Linked DNA regions of Homo sapiens: region 1 is linked to region 2. The links are chromatin contacts, found by Hi-C or POLR2A ChIA-PET in ENCODE. All regions are on one chromosome and are shown on one strand. Each heading gives the region's core, a stretch centred on a gene start or an enhancer-like site at or near the end of the contact. The rest is flanking DNA. Distances are from core to core; before and after follow the strand shown. Region 1 overlaps TCEA3 (transcription elongation factor A3). Region 2 holds the start of GALE (UDP-galactose-4-epimerase).

Region 1 (5,099 bases), core at 1,341-3,840, 380 kb before region 2:
CCCTCTGAGCCAGGCTCCTGACCTCCAGCCTTTGGTTCTGCTGTGCCTCTCCCCAGGAATGCCCTCCCCCTTCCCCATCTTTCCTCCCAAATGAATTCCTTCCTGGCTTATTGTTGCTCGTGTGCCTGTAGCGTCCTTCCCTTACCTCCCCACTGTGAACTTCGCAGGGTGAGGACTGGGAGCCTTTTAAAAAACAAAACAGAACAGTTTGGCCAGCATGGTGGCTCACACCTATAATTCCGGCACTTTGGGAGGCTGAGGTGGGCGGGTCACTTGAGGCCAGGAGTTCAAGACCAGCCTGGCCAACATGGTGAAGCCCCATCTCTATTAAAATACAAAAATTAGCCAGGCGTGGTGGCGCATGCCTGTAATCCCAGTTACTCAGGAGGCTGAGGCAGGAAAATCGCTTGAGCCCAGGAGATGGAGGTTACAGTGAGCCAAGATCACACCACTGCACTCCAGCCTGGGTGACAGAGCGAGACTCCAACTCGAACAAAACAAAACAAACAAAAAACAGCTTTTTTGAGGTATAATTCACATACAATAACTGCACACTTTGCAGTGTAAAATTTGATAAGTTTCAACATACGTGTACACCCATGGAACCCTCACCACAATCAAGATAAAAGCACAGCCACCAGCCCCAAAAGCTTCTTCCTGTCCCCTTTCTAATCCATCCCTCCCCATCCCCAATCCTAAACAACCACAATTCTGCCTTCTGTTACTATAGTTGACCTTGTATCTTTAAGGATTTTATGTAAAGAGTATGTAGGGCAAAAACCCTTTTTTATCTGGCTTATTTCGGCATAATGATTTTGGAGACTCATCCATGTTGTCTCGTGGATCAGTAGTTCCTTTTTATTACTGAGTGGTTTCCACTGTATGTATGTACCACAGTTTGCCTGGCATTTTTTGAGACAAGATCTCACTCTGTTGCCCAGGCTGGAGCGCAGTGGCACAATCACAGTTCACTGCAGCTTCGACTTTCCAGGCTCAGGTGATCCTCCCACCTCAGCCTCCCGAATAGCTGGGACCACAGGTATGCACCACCACATCTGGCTAATTTTTTGCATTGTTTCGTAGAGATAGGGTTTTGCCATGTTGCCCAAGCTGGTCTCAAACTTCTGGCCTCAAGTGATCCTCCTGCCTCGGCCTCCCAAAGTGCTGGGATTACAGGCGTGAGCCACCACACCCAGTCTACCACAATGTTTTAAATTCATTCACCGGTTGATGGGACTTATGGATAGGTTCCAGTTTGGGGCTGCTAGAAATAAAGCTTCTAGGTACATTCATTTCAAGTCTTTGTGTGAACAGGTACTTTAACTTCTCTCGGGTAAAGAGAACCGTTCTAATCTCTGAGAACTTAGGGCTCAGCAGAGAGTCCAGTGCTCCCTGAGTGGATGAACTTGTGCAGAACTAAAGCAGAAAGAAGGCAGGAGGCAGAAAAAGGCTTAGGTTTGAAAATCTGTGAGCTGCCAGGCCCTGGACACCCTCCGACCCATTTCAGCCTTCTCCTTTCCCCCAGCCCCTTCCTAGAAGCCATACCTGCCTGCTGTCCTGAGATCAGTTCCCTGGGGAGCACCAGGGGACGGTGTCCTGTATGTTCCTATCCTTGGCCCACAGTTCATGGTTCCAGCTGCCAATCCCCACCCTGGCAGGACCTGGACCATGTCCTAAGAGCTGCCCTCTGTCAGTCCTTAGCCTCCCTGAGAACTTGGGTTCACAGTAGGTTTTCAGAAGCGTGACCTGCAGATGTGTGTGTATGTGAACTTGGGGGTACACAACTCCAAGTGTAACATTAATTAAAGGCTTGCTATGTACTAGGCACTCTTCTAAGTTTTTTACCTGTATTATCTCATTTAACATTCACAATGGCCCTATCGGGTAGGTCCTGTGTATTATTCCCATTCTTACAGAATTATTATCCTGTGTTCACCAAAGAGCAATCCAAGAAAGAGAGAGGTTAAATAATTTTCTCAAGGTCACATGCTTTATAAGGAGCCAAGTTGGGATTCAAACTCAGTCCTTTTGGGCTCTAACCACTATACAAATTGTGTTAGCATGGGCGCAGATCTGTCTAGACATACACAATCATGGAATATCAACATGGGTAAGTGCAGTGGTGTGCTGGCCAACGTTTAACAACCAGTTCTCAAGGAAAAAAAAAAAACTGACCTGTAGTGTTTGCCAATTTCTGTGGTGTAAACACTCATCCCATGGCCAATTTCAAGCTACCAACATGCTGTCACTGAACTGAAGGAAGTTTTGGGAGGAGACGTACACTACCATACCATTATATAATATTTCCACTGTACAGATAACAATAGAAGTAAATTATCTCTGACCATACATGACAGTACAATGTAGTAAAACAATCAGGAAGTGATTATTTTGGAGGATTCCTTACCTTTGTTTTTAATATAATTTATTTATTGTAAGCAGATAATGTAGTTTTTTGAAACAATTGCTGTGTTTAACCACCAGGTTGCAAAATTCCTGAAAACGCAACAATCTGTGTTAAGCCAGTTCCAGCTCTCCACTGGGTGTATGCCTCGTGTGTCACAGCTGTATAACTGGGTCATATTGGAGGAGAATAGCCATGAGCCTGGATTGTAGCTGGATAAACAAAGCCTTGTGCAAATGTTGCTGGGTGTATCTCTCTGAACATACAAATGGGTTCTGTAGCCAGTAGTATCTCTGGTCTAAGTGTGCAGCTGTGAATATGCAGCTCCGGGCACAGCTGTGTCTATTTGGCTTTGTGGGATGACGCCTGTGTTATAAGATCTGAATGTATAAATGTGGCTGTTTGCTAAGTCTGTAGCATTGCATGTCTGGGTGTAGCTGTGCTGCGTGCATACGTGTGTGGCTGTCTTTGTGTATCATTCTATAACTATAATGGTCAATGTGGGTCATATGGGTCAGTATGCTTGTCATGTTGGTGTCAGTAGCCGTGTCTCATACGCAGTTAGGTTCAGTTGCTTGTTTAACTACTGTGTTGTGGCCACATGTTATAGCTATGTGTGTGTATGTAGCTGTGACCGTAGGCACTTGGTTGCATGTTTGAAGTTGCTTCTGTTAGTGCATGCTCAGAGGATGTGACAAAGCCTTAAGTGGCTGAGACTTCAGCAACCGGCAGTAAACCCCGGGCCTGAGCTGCAACGTGGAGGATCCGTCTTATTACAGGAAGTATGTCCTCCTCTGCCTAACCACTGCTGGGCGGGTCCACTTTCACTCCCAGAGCAGGCCCCACCTTTCTCGGCCAGACGCCCAGAGCTCCATGCCCACCCAGACACTGCCGAGAGCCCAGGCGCAGACGTGGCTGTAAACTGGCTCCATGCTGCAGGGACCCTGCGGCCAGACTTGCATCTTTTCAGGGGACAGCTCTGGGCACTTCCACAGGAATCCATCTCCAAAAGACACCATTTCCTCTTCCCATTTCACAGAAGAGGAAACTCGAGGTCCAGAAAGGGAAGGTTGAGTGGCTTTTGCCTAGGGCCATAAAAGGAGTGAGGGGGAGGCCAGGGCAGGTCCCGTCCTCTTCAGCCAGAGCTCTATCCCAAGCAGCCTGCCTCTCCTCCGGTCTCTAGGCGTCCCCACCCTACCCCTCTTACCCAGGGGCCCAGAATTTCTTTCCTGGCCCAAGCTTGGGGGTCAGTAAGGAGCTGGGCTGGGATAACCCGTCTATTTGAACTGGAATTTGGCTCAGAATCCCTGGCTGCGCTCTGCCAACCCCAGCTGAGAAAATGCTCCCCCAAGACTTGTGGCTCAGTTGTACTGAGGATTGTGGAGGAGTCTGGAACGGGGAGTGCATGGAGGTTGGGAGTGTCAGGTGAGAAGCTCCCAGCACTCTGCAGGTTTGTGCTGTATCTTTCTGTGTTGGACCTGGCTGCGTAGAAGCAGGTCTTGTTCGCCAGTTCTTAGCAAGCACAGGTCTGAGTCCTACTAAGGGCTTTACATCTCTGTCTCATCTCTCCAATCCTCACCGCTGCCAGCAGAGACAAGAATCCAGTGACATCCCTTCTCCAGAGGCAGATAATCTCATCTCTTTCTTACAGATGAAGAAACTGAGGCTCTGGCCTTTATATGGACACCAACTCATGACTGCCCAGTGTCCACTCTAGGGCTCCCTGCCACTTCATGGTTCCAGTGACCCTTCCCTGGGCCTTGGCTACTCTTCCTGGCTCTAAAACTTCCCTTAGTGTCTCTTCCTTTCCCAGGCTCCTAAGTGTCCTGGAAATGCAGGTGGCTGCAGCACATGGCTACGGATGGTGGGAGGAAGAGGACCCTGGAACAGGAACGGGAGGTGGGAAGGGCATGCTCACCAGGCTCCCTTTTTTTCCCTCCCAGGGTGAGCGCAGGCCCTCCAGGACCCAAGGCCAAATTTGCTCTGGCCAGGCGACCAGTCGGCCGCCAGCCCCAGGCAAAGATCACGGGGAAGATCAAACATTAACTTCCAGCTGGGTCTGCGCTCTGGCCAGGACCCTCCGGTAGGGCTGTCAGCCCTGCTCCCAACCTCCCGCCGAGCCCGCTCCTCCCTCCGCCCTCGCCCTCGCTGCACAGGCCTCCAGCCCGGCCCCCTTCCCCCGCCCCGCGGGCCCCCGCACCTGTTCGGCCCCCGCCCGTCCGGGCCGCACCCCAAGGCCAAGGAAAGGGAAAATTGCCAAAAGAACCGCTCCTGACGCACCAAGCGGTGGGGTCGCAGGATCCACGGCCTTTTACTTCTCTCCCGCAGACCCACTCCGGGGTGCAGGGATGCAGCTCAGTACCCCCGTCAGCCCAAGTTTCTCTGCCACTTCTCGGGCCACCCGGATTTGCCCCCCGCCCCGCCCCCGCCATCGCCGCCGCTCCCCGGGCTTTGCACACGCCAAGCCCTGGGACTCCCAAAGTCCTTTCCCACGTCCAGCTCTCTTCGCCCGCTTTCCTGGGCCCTGCACTAGCTGCCCAGGGTGAACCCTACACGTCCAAAGGGACGTGCACAAGTCGCGCCTCCGGGACCCGCACGATCCCCCTGGCGTCCTGGGCCACGCACACGCCCACCTCGAGGTGCTCAGCAAGGGTCCCCAAGGGGCCTTGGGCCCTGCACCAGCCGCTCCTCCCTC
Region 2 (3,578 bases), core at 1,079-3,578:
TCCCGAGTAGCTGGGACCACAGGTATGGGCTACCATGCCCAGCTAATTTTTGTATTTTTCTGTAGAGATGGGGTTTCACTGTGTTGAGCAGGCTGGTCTTGAACACCTGGGCTCAAGTGATCTCCTCACCTCGGCCTTCCAAAGTGCTGGAATTACAGGCGTGAGCCACCGTGCCCAGCCTGCACCCACCTTTTTGAAGAGACGCTGTAGGGCTCCCTGGTCCAAAATGTCCATCTCCTCAAACTCCACAGAGCGGCCTGTCAGCTCCTGGACCCGCCGCAGGCTCTCAGGCAGGGAGCCCCCTCCTGGTAGGGTACATGTAGGCCACATCATCACGACATGGGGTGCTGTGTTCCCAGGGACTAGCCAGACACACATTCCCCGCCCGGTGGTGGAGGTGGAACCCAGGGTTTTGCTTCTGCCATCCCCTCAAGTAGCCCCAGCCCCACTGCCCCGCTCACCACGGAAGGCATTATGGAAGTTATCGATGACCACAGGCAAGTAGCCAGCCTCCAGCAGCTCCAGCACCGTGTGGCTGCCAATGTAGCCAGCCCCACCTGTTACCAGCACCTTCTCTGCCATGGCACCTGGCCCAGGATACAGAGTCTCAGAGGTGGCTGAGGCTGCCTGCTCAGAGCTTCCTTCCCACTGGAATCCTGCCCCCTAAGCTCGCTTTGGAAGGAGGCGGCAGTGTGCCCTAGGTACCAGACTGGCTCAGAAGTCAGCCCTGGGGCAAGTCTGGGTACCATCACTTTCTGGCCTTAGGCTTTGGAAATTAATTAGCCTCTTGGCCTCAGTTTCTATCTCTGTAAAACAGAGCTAATAATTGTATAAACTTCATGAGGCAGCGTGAGGGTTCAGTGAGGTGATCTTAAGGGCCCGCCACAGCAGAGCTGGGGAGACCTGACACACAGGCACCTTATTTTCTAGTTCCACTTGCCTTGGAGTTGGAAAAGATGGAATCTGAGGATCCACACTTCTTTGTCCAAGGTGACTGAGGACTGGAGAGTCCTGGGCAGAAGGAAAATGGCAGCACGATTGGGACTCCAGGGTCGCAGGAAGGGGTTCTGTCTGCTCAGACCCAGGCTTGTCCAATGCCTCCGCCTTCGCTAGGTGTAAACTGGCTCCTGGGCGCAGTGACTAATACCTCCTGCTCTAGGCGGCCCCCACCCCCTTTCCCTCAAGGGTCAGCTGGGAGGAAGCAGGAAATAGATCACATGGCCTCAAGGGTGAGGTCCTTTGCCAGGCAGGCTGAGGCCAGCTCAGGGGCAACCACACCGTGGTTGGTCCTGGAGGGGGCCCCACCCCAACCCCCGCTCAGCCTCTGCCCATGCCAGGGCCAGCCCGGTCACTCCTGGCTCAGAGTTAGGAATCCCGCCCAACTTAGGCTACTCTGGGTGGGCCGTGTAGACGTGGACTTGGCCAGGTGCGCACCTCCACCCTGAACAAACTCTGCGGGTAGTACGGGGAGGAAGCCCCAGACACTGAGGCCTTTCATTCCCAGCGACCGGGCCCGCTGCCGCCTTCCTCCACGCTGCCTCTATCCCCTTCTGGGCTCACGCAGCTCCAACCCACTTGACCAAGAGCCCTCTGCGTGCCAGGCTCCGTACCAGGCACTTTTGCATGATTTTCCTGAATTCCCCCAGCATCTCGGTGAGACAGGTGTTATCACTGGCACTTTACAGATACAGATACTAGGGCCAGAGAGGTGAAACAGTTGCCCTTCGGTCCCACAGCTGGCGACAGCGGGCTGGAATCTGGATCGCCAGGCTCGCAGCCCGGCCCTCTCCCCAGGCGGCTCGCCCTTCCCCCACCGCTGCCCGCTGGACTCTGCCCGCCGCGCCGAAGCCGCCCCCGCCCCCGCCCCGCGCCTGGCGCGGACCCCGAAAGTGGTCGCAGAGAGGCCCTGGGAAGCACGAAAGCTGGTCTGAGGCCGGCTGCGCCCCCGACAGCGGAGTGACCTTGCTCAGCCGTCGCCCACTCGGTTTTCCCAGTCTGTCTGTTGGAGGGAAGGGGAGCTAGGCCGTGGGCATACGAGGGCGGCTGGGTCTCAGGCTGGGCTTTGGGCTGTAGCGCGGAGCGGGGCCGAGCTAGGAGTCCTCAGGCCGGCAATGAATGAACCCCGGCCGCCCCAGCCCGGGCAGCGGGGAACTGGGACAAAGGGGGCGGGCCTGCCCTGGAGGGACGCTGCCAGGAACACGACCCGCCCCTCGGAAACTCCCTCGCTCCCCGCGGACTCCCCGGCCCCTCGCGAGCCCACCCGGCCCTTCATTCCGTCTCCCGAACCTGCTCGGGTTCCCGCGCCCCACGCTTGCTGCAGAGGCACCGCCTCCTACGCCCGAGCCGCGGGCCCTTTAAGTGCTGACGGCCCACTCCGGCCCCGACCCCGCCCCTCCACGCCCCCAAGGAAACATGTCACTCGGGTTACGGCCACTACGGGGAGGGCGGGAGGACAAAAGGCCTCCGCGCTGTGACGAAGACTGCGCAGCGCGCGCCCGCGGAAGGCGGAAGTGGGCGGTGCCACCCCGCGAGAGGCGCCGCCGGCGCCAGGTCCCAGTAGCGGGTGGGTCCTTGCCGGTGCCCCGGGTCCCCGCGCTAGCTCGTCCCAACCCCTGGAAGAGGGCTGCGCTTCCGAGGGGGCAGGGGGCAGAGGGTAGGGGGCCCACGCCTCCGCCCCACTCTGACCCGCAGGTTTTCAGACTTGCCGGTGTGTGCCAAACCATGAATTCAAAATCTTGAACTACCCGATCCCACGGGACTAAGGCAGGAGGGGGTCGCAGGGGGCCTGGTGCTGGAAGTCCAGTTTGCAAATAAACCAAGGAGCTGGAGGAAGCTGTCAGGCCACACTAGCGGTTCCAGCGCTCTTGGCTCTCAGCCCCCACCTGCCGGGAAGGGTCGGTCTGCACTCTGCCTTCCACGACGGCAGGTTAGAAAATGATTGTTTGTTTACAATGAAAAGTAGTAGAGCTAGAGAATAATATGCACAAAATGTGACATCCTGCGTGATGAAACCAGAGCAAAGGAGCCCTAAATGCAGGAGCGCACAGGTGTCCGCGCAGCCGGGAATCAGCCAGCGCCTGCCCGCAGAGTCCAGGGAACCGACAGGTGAGCGCTCCCGGGCCCGGGAGCGCCAGGGAGAGGCCGGGCCACCGAGGCCCAAAGCAGCAAGTGTGTCCTCAGGGGAGCTTGTGCAATAGCCCCAGTCACAGAGGCAAAGCTCAGAAACAACCCCGTCGGGTGTTCTGGCCAGCAACTGCCGCAAGCAGCCTCCTGAGTAAGCCCAAAACCACTGATTTCCAGTCACTATGGATTTGGGGCTCAGGTGGGGAAACAGGGAGGAAATCCAAAGATTAATAAACTAGTTCATAGTCTCCATTTTCCTCTCAGAGTGCAACATGGTAAAGTATTTTACTCCCCCACGCGCATGTATACACACAGCTGCACAACCGAATGCTGGAATTATGATGTGCCATTCAACCTTTAATTACATAAGCTGTTTTCAAAAATCACATTCAGCGTGGAGATTTTCCAGAGATGCTGGAGTTGGCAGACGGCCACCACGTAGCTCTCCACTTTCC

What was found. Hi-C counts contacts between places; a loop is a spot of excess contacts on that map. ChIA-PET counts read pairs that join two places held with the same protein, here RNA polymerase II (POLR2A). Pooled maps may share reads with other maps.
Region 1: a loop to region 2 is called in a pooled map, with 2.0 times the contacts of the local background. The contact joins the enhancer-like site here to the promoter of GALE in region 2. A Hi-C loop is called at or near these places in 1 of 50 pooled maps. POLR2A ChIA-PET finds 5 or more read pairs at or near these places in 2 of 52 experiments (AG04449 and K562).

The regions. Positions count from the first base shown.
Region 1 is chr1:23,419,346-23,424,444 of GRCh38, forward strand. The region is part of intron 1 of TCEA3 (transcription elongation factor A3); the gene reads right to left. Among named protein-coding and RNA genes, the nearest start is that of TCEA3, 2.9 kb to the right of the region's middle. RefSeq lists an enhancer at 1-355. Within about 2 kb of position 2,591, at least 7 of the 41 ENCODE cell types and tissues checked have a DNase peak (open chromatin) inside an H3K27ac peak, as active enhancers do.
Region 2 is chr1:23,798,426-23,802,003 of GRCh38, forward strand. GALE (UDP-galactose-4-epimerase) reads right to left here and starts at 2,329. Exons shown (of 12, transcript NM_001008216.2): 1 at 2,287-2,329; 2 at 941-1,011; 3 at 462-587; 4 at 190-305. The coding sequence starts at 582. HMGCL (3-hydroxy-3-methylglutaryl-CoA lyase) reads right to left here. Exons shown (of 9, transcript NM_000191.3): 9 at 3,460-3,578. RefSeq lists silencers at 1,740-1,839, 1,890-2,369, 2,530-2,739.